Linked DNA regions of Mus musculus: region 2 is linked to region 1. Evidence: chromatin contacts called from ENCODE Hi-C or POLR2A ChIA-PET data. All regions are on one chromosome and are shown on one strand. Each heading gives the region's core, a stretch centred on a gene start or an enhancer-like site at or near the end of the contact. The rest is flanking DNA. Distances are from core to core; before and after follow the strand shown. Region 1 has its middle 13 kb from the start of Gm32939. Region 2 overlaps Mcur1 (mitochondrial calcium uniporter regulator 1).

Region 1 (2,702 bases), core at 117-2,616:
AAAGTCTAGCCCCCTCTTGAAACACCTACCCTTGCAACTAAGCTGAATTAATTAGGTTTCATTTTTGAAAAATCAAACTTTGACTCTTACTATATAGTTATTAAAATATTGATCAAACCCTTAGCAAAGAGAGTTTCTCTGACTCCTTTCTTGCCTCAATCCCTCCATCTGTATAATGGGTATGTTAGGCAGTTATAGGCAGGATCAACACTTATGGCTGAAATTTTATTAATCTAGGACTGGGGAGATGGCTCAGTGGGCAACATTCTTGCTGTAGAAGTTTGATGGTGTGAGTTTGAATTCCCACAGGCAAAATTTAAAAGCTATATACAGTAGAGTAGTGAATTTATCTGTAATCTTTGGGCTCCTATCCGGAAGTTCATAGGCCATCTAGCCTCTAGCACTTGAGGATCAGCTCTGACCTCCAAACTTTGTGTATTGTGGCATATGGTGTGCCACACCCACAAACATACCTCTCTCTCCCTCTCTCTCTCTCTCTCTCTCCCTCTCTCTCTCTCTCTCTCTCTCTCACACACACACACACACACACACTCTCTCTCTCTCTCTCTCTCTCTCTCCCTCTCTCTCTCTCTCTCTCTCTCTCTCTCTCACACACACACACACACACACACACACACACACACACACACACAAACAAGAGAACTCTGTGCAGTTGAGGACACCATTCCCAACCATGTGTCTCTTGACTCCTCTTCTGCATGCAGAGTTTCTGCCCTAATTAAATGAGTTGTACACAGGTCAGGAGAGAGACCACGCCCGGCACAGGAGAAGCACCGTTGACGTGTTTAATAACTTTAATGGATAAGGTCTTGACTCAAGGGAGTACTGCCCCCGCATAAATATTACAATATATGCCAAGATAAACGAATTTGAGCCTAGCATGGTGAGGTTTACCTGTAGTCCCAGCACGTAGAAGGCTAAAGCAGGAAGACTGCAAATTCAAGAGCAGCCTGGTCTCCATAGCAAGATTGTCCTCATATAAACAAGGCAAATGGATTTAAGAGGGTGGTAGGAGAAACGTCCTTTCTTCCACCACCCGGGAGCGAACTGATTTGGTAAATAATAATTATAATCACAGTCTTCCTTTTGGAAAGCTACAAAGGGAACCGATACAAAGACAAGAGGTAATCTAGCCTAATGCTAGACACAGGAATGTGACTCCCCAGAGAGCCGGGTTAGCGAGGCGAGGCAGGCGAGTCTGCTCTGGTATCACCAGCTGCGAGGCTTCACCTAGAGAGACTTCTTTAGTGTTATGGGGAAGGGGGGGACTGCGGATGACAAGACCCAGCTGTGGTGAGGGCAGGGAGAGGCAAGGCTCACAAAACTCAGGCCTCCTTGCTGCCACTGTTCGATCGGATCTGCCGCTGCTGGCCGCTGCCTCTTCATCGGATTACCATTGTTTCAAACCACACTCCGCCACTCCCCCCTCCCCCCTTCCCTGGGCAACCGCTTCCTTCTGGAGGACGCTCACCCTGTCGCCATGGCTATCACCTTCGTGGACTTAATTCGCAGTGTTTTATTCAGAATCCTTCACTTGGCCTATTCTGAGACTCGCCTCCCTGAGCCAGGCTTAGGAGAAAGACCAAAAGAGATGGAAACCCAGTCACACTGGTCATTTGGTAATAATTAGCATCGGCGCCTGTCTCTTGGGAGGAGCAAAATTAGGCGATTCATTTCTCATAATATGGTTTTGCTATGCGGTTCTTGCTGAAACATAAATGTCTTCAGGCACATTAAAAACATGCATCCTGGATTTTTCTTTGCCTCCTGTTTAGCTCTGCGTTGCAATTTTTAAGGTCTAAACGTTAGTTGCTGCCTTACTTGGTCATTTTTTCTTTCAGGTAGCATTCGCACACAGTTGCCTGGATTGTTGTTGTTGTTCGTTTGTTTGTTTTGAGGAAGGAGTGTACTGACACACATCACGTTGGGTGGAGACAAAGGAGAAAAATCATGACGGACCCTCAAGAACCATCCGAGATTGTCAGAGAAATACAGAAAAGGCGGAGTCATGGTTTGAGTGTCAACTTTTCCCCATCGGCTCAGGTGTTGATTGCTTGGCTCCCTGATGCTGATGCTATTTTTGGGGGGATAGATTGAGATTTGGGCTGTGTGGGCCTGGGAGAGAGCACCTCTGGTGGAGGGGCTTGTTGCCAAGCCTGGTAACCTGAGGTTGAACCTCCAGTTTCACAGGATGGAAGGAGAGAACTACCTGTAAGGGGTCCTCTAACTTCCTACAAAGATGTATCTACCCACCCCGACACCCACCACACACATATCCTGTCCACTCACCACGCGTGCATACACACTAAAAGGAATTTTGTCATTTAAAAAATTTAAAAATACAATGATTAAAATAAGCTTTGGACAATAGGGCCAAGGTTGAAGTAGTGGGTTACTGAGGGAAGTCAGTCACTAGGGGGTGTGTCCTAGTGGTGAGGTGGCCTCAGTGTCTTGGCTTCTCCCTCCCACTCCCCCCACCCCCCTCTCAGCTTTCTGTCACCAGGAGCTGAACAGACTCCTGCACACATTACTGTGGCCACGGCCCAGTATCAGGAGCGCAAGACCATGGACAGAACTCTCCGAACCTGTGAGCCAATCAATAGATCTTTCTTTCTTCTCTCACATATTGTGATCATAAGTACTGCAAAAAGAAAAAGAAAAGAGGTGTTTAAGTGGAAGGT
Region 2 (2,700 bases), core at 43-2,542, 43 kb after region 1:
AAACATGCGGCATGCTTAGAGTCTCATCCATTCCTTCCGGTGCCTTAAACACGCAGTCCTCACTGTGTCCTGGAACATCTAACAGGAGACCGACACCCTGATCACTGTTGCCCGCCTGCTCTTTCTCTGAAGTTTAAGCTTCTTATATTCACTGACTGTGTGGCTGGCTTAATATCACCCGGGCACAGCTAGAGTCATTGGGAAGACGGATCCTCCGTTGTGAGAATGGCTCACCAGGCTGGCCTGGGGGGCGTTTTCATGATTGATGTGGAAGGCCCAGTTCACTGTGTTGATGGTTGGGTTCTCTAAGAAAGCAAGCTGAGCAAGCCATGGGGAACAAGCCAGTAAGCAGCATCCCTCCATGGCCTCCGCATCAGCTCCTGCCTCCAGGTCTCTGCCCCGACTTCCTCCGATGGTGACTACAGGCTGTAAACGGAAATAAACCCTGTCCTCCCCAGGCTGCCTTTGGTTATGGTGTTTCTCACAGCACCAGAAAGAAACCAAGGCATTGATGGTGTGGTGTGTGGCCCCTTTCCACTTCTCTTCTCTCTTTCTTGTTTTATTTTATTTTTTTAAAATCTCTTGGCTGTGACATCACTGGGTCCTGCCTACGATTAGAACAGCATTTCTTGAGTCCCATGAATATGGGTGTAGATCTATGTGCCTTCGGGTTTGGAAGGGCTGATAAAGGGGAGGGGCACCATTTAATTTAGGAATGATACTCCCATAACTACAAGTATGACAGACATCACTGACATTTATAGAAGCAGTATAATATTGGGAAAAAATAGCTCAAGAAATATAACTCTGTAACAAGATATATTACTGCTGTAAAGAATAACATGGATGCACGAGACCCAGCAAGGCTTCCCAGGCTGTCTTAACAACACTCAAAAGAATCTCTGCTGTGGGAAACCGCAGCCCAACGTCCCTGAAAGCTGTTAGCTATTAATGCTAGGAAAAAAAACTTAGTACTGCTCTGTTGACAATAAAATAAAAATCAGACATGTTTCCATAGTAATGAGCATTAGTATCTAACTTAGCAAAGGGCAACCTGTACAACCTGTAGTTTAAAGACAACAATGTTATCAGGAAAAATGTTAGATGCCCTTCAAGTACCTAAAAATTTATACCTATAAAATATTGTCTTCAAACTACTGGAGCAATCAATGGAAAAATGCAGTGGTCAGAAGTAAAAACACGCCCCCGAACTCTGGAACCCTGAACTAAGGACCAGCCCGTGACCAAGGAACCTAGCTGATTACATAAGTTGGGTTTCAGATCAGTGCAATTCCTCAGATCACCAGCAGAGGGCAGAGTGCAGTGTGCAGCAAATACTCAGGGAAAAGAAAGGCCTACATCTCCACAATGTCACAATTGAAAAAAAACCACATATCTGTGGCTCTATCTCCTGGACCTCTGGACCAGCTGTAGAAATCTGCTGTAAATATTACCACAGCCTATTTTTTTGTTGGCTGTGTTGAGTATCAAGCCCAGAGCTCTGCACATGCCCAGTTAAGTGCTCTTCCACCGAGTCACAACCTTAGTCCTAATTTACCAAAAAGATAAAGAATTCCAATCCCTTGTCTGCGTCTGCATTACGGAGCTCAGACATTTATTAGTGGTGCCACGCAGCCCTGCCTTGTGCTTCAGGGCACTGATGCCGGCTCCCTCCCTTGGTAAATCCTCTACTTTTTATGCATCTCTACTCCCTGGAGCTCTCCCAGTCTCTGAGATATATTTCTTTCCACCCCGGTTCTGCACAACCACGTCACTACCTTCCTAAACCAAGTGAATTACAGCAAAACCTAGCAAAGAGTTTCTCTTTTAGACACTAGTCAAGGAGTTCACGGAAGCTTTCTATAGGCTACGTGACTAGATCCTTGGGACCCCACAGCATCACGTTAGAGACAGCCATTATTCCGGGTAACAAAGCTCAGTGTAACCGCTGAAATGCAAGGCAGTTCAGATGCGATCACACACTTGTCTGAGTTCTAGCTTCAGGCATCACTGGGACATAAGGACTGAAGACGAACTCAGCAGTGACCAGAGCAGGAAGAGCTGTGCGGTTTCCTCTGCATGGGAGCCGTGTCTTGCTACTGCAAAAAAAAAAAAAAAAAAAAAAAAACAAACAAACAAACAAACAAAAAAAAAAACGCTCCACACGCCCTAGCCTTCTTACGCCACAAGTAACAAAGGTACCTTTAATGTTACTCAAGCTAAGGAGGGTCTGAGCAAGAAGATGGGAGAACTCAGACAGGAATAAAAAGTCAATAGAGTGTGGAGGGGTACTGTAGCCCAGGGAAAGAGAGTGTGTGTGGGGGGGGTGAGGGGTCGGGGGTTCTGTGTCACTGGTATCACAGTAGAAAGTATGAAGCCTAGAGTCTGAGTCTCAGAACTGCGAAAAAGCTAAACAAAACAAAAACCAACCAACCAACCCCACCAGAATAACGCAACATCTATCTATTGAAACACACAACTACTCATATCATTTAAAAGACAATGTAGAAATAAGCTTTATCAAAGTTCAATGTAGAATGTAATATGATGGTAATATTACCTAAGTCATAAAATCAGCTAACTTCAGTTAGGGCTGTGGGGATTAAATCAGCATTTAATAGATTACGACTGAGTGTAACTGTCTTATAAACATCTGTGTAACATACACTCTATTATCTTTGAAATAAAAGTTTCAAATTC

The links. A loop is a pair of places that touch in the nucleus more often than their neighbours do. ChIA-PET counts read pairs that join two places held with the same protein, here RNA polymerase II (POLR2A).
Region 2: a loop to region 1 is called in a map of v-Abl transformed pro-B cells, with 2.2 times the contacts of the local background. The contact joins two enhancer-like sites. A Hi-C loop is called at or near these places in 3 of 37 maps with a recorded cell type or tissue (left cerebral cortex, regulatory T cell and v-Abl transformed pro-B cells). POLR2A ChIA-PET finds 5 or more read pairs at or near these places in 1 of 5 experiments (Patski).

What each region holds. Positions count from the first base shown.
Region 1 is chr13:43,502,273-43,504,974 of GRCm38, forward strand. No RefSeq gene overlaps it. Among named protein-coding and RNA genes, the nearest start is that of Gm32939, 13 kb to the right of the region's middle. Within about 2 kb of position 1,367, at least 2 of the 3 ENCODE cell types and tissues checked have a DNase peak (open chromatin) inside an H3K27ac peak, as active enhancers do.
Region 2 is chr13:43,545,749-43,548,448 of GRCm38, forward strand. All of the region lies in intron 6 of Mcur1 (mitochondrial calcium uniporter regulator 1), which reads right to left. Among named protein-coding and RNA genes, the nearest start is that of Mcur1, 13 kb to the right of the region's middle. Within about 2 kb of position 1,293, at least 1 of the 3 ENCODE cell types and tissues checked has a DNase peak (open chromatin) inside an H3K27ac peak, as active enhancers do.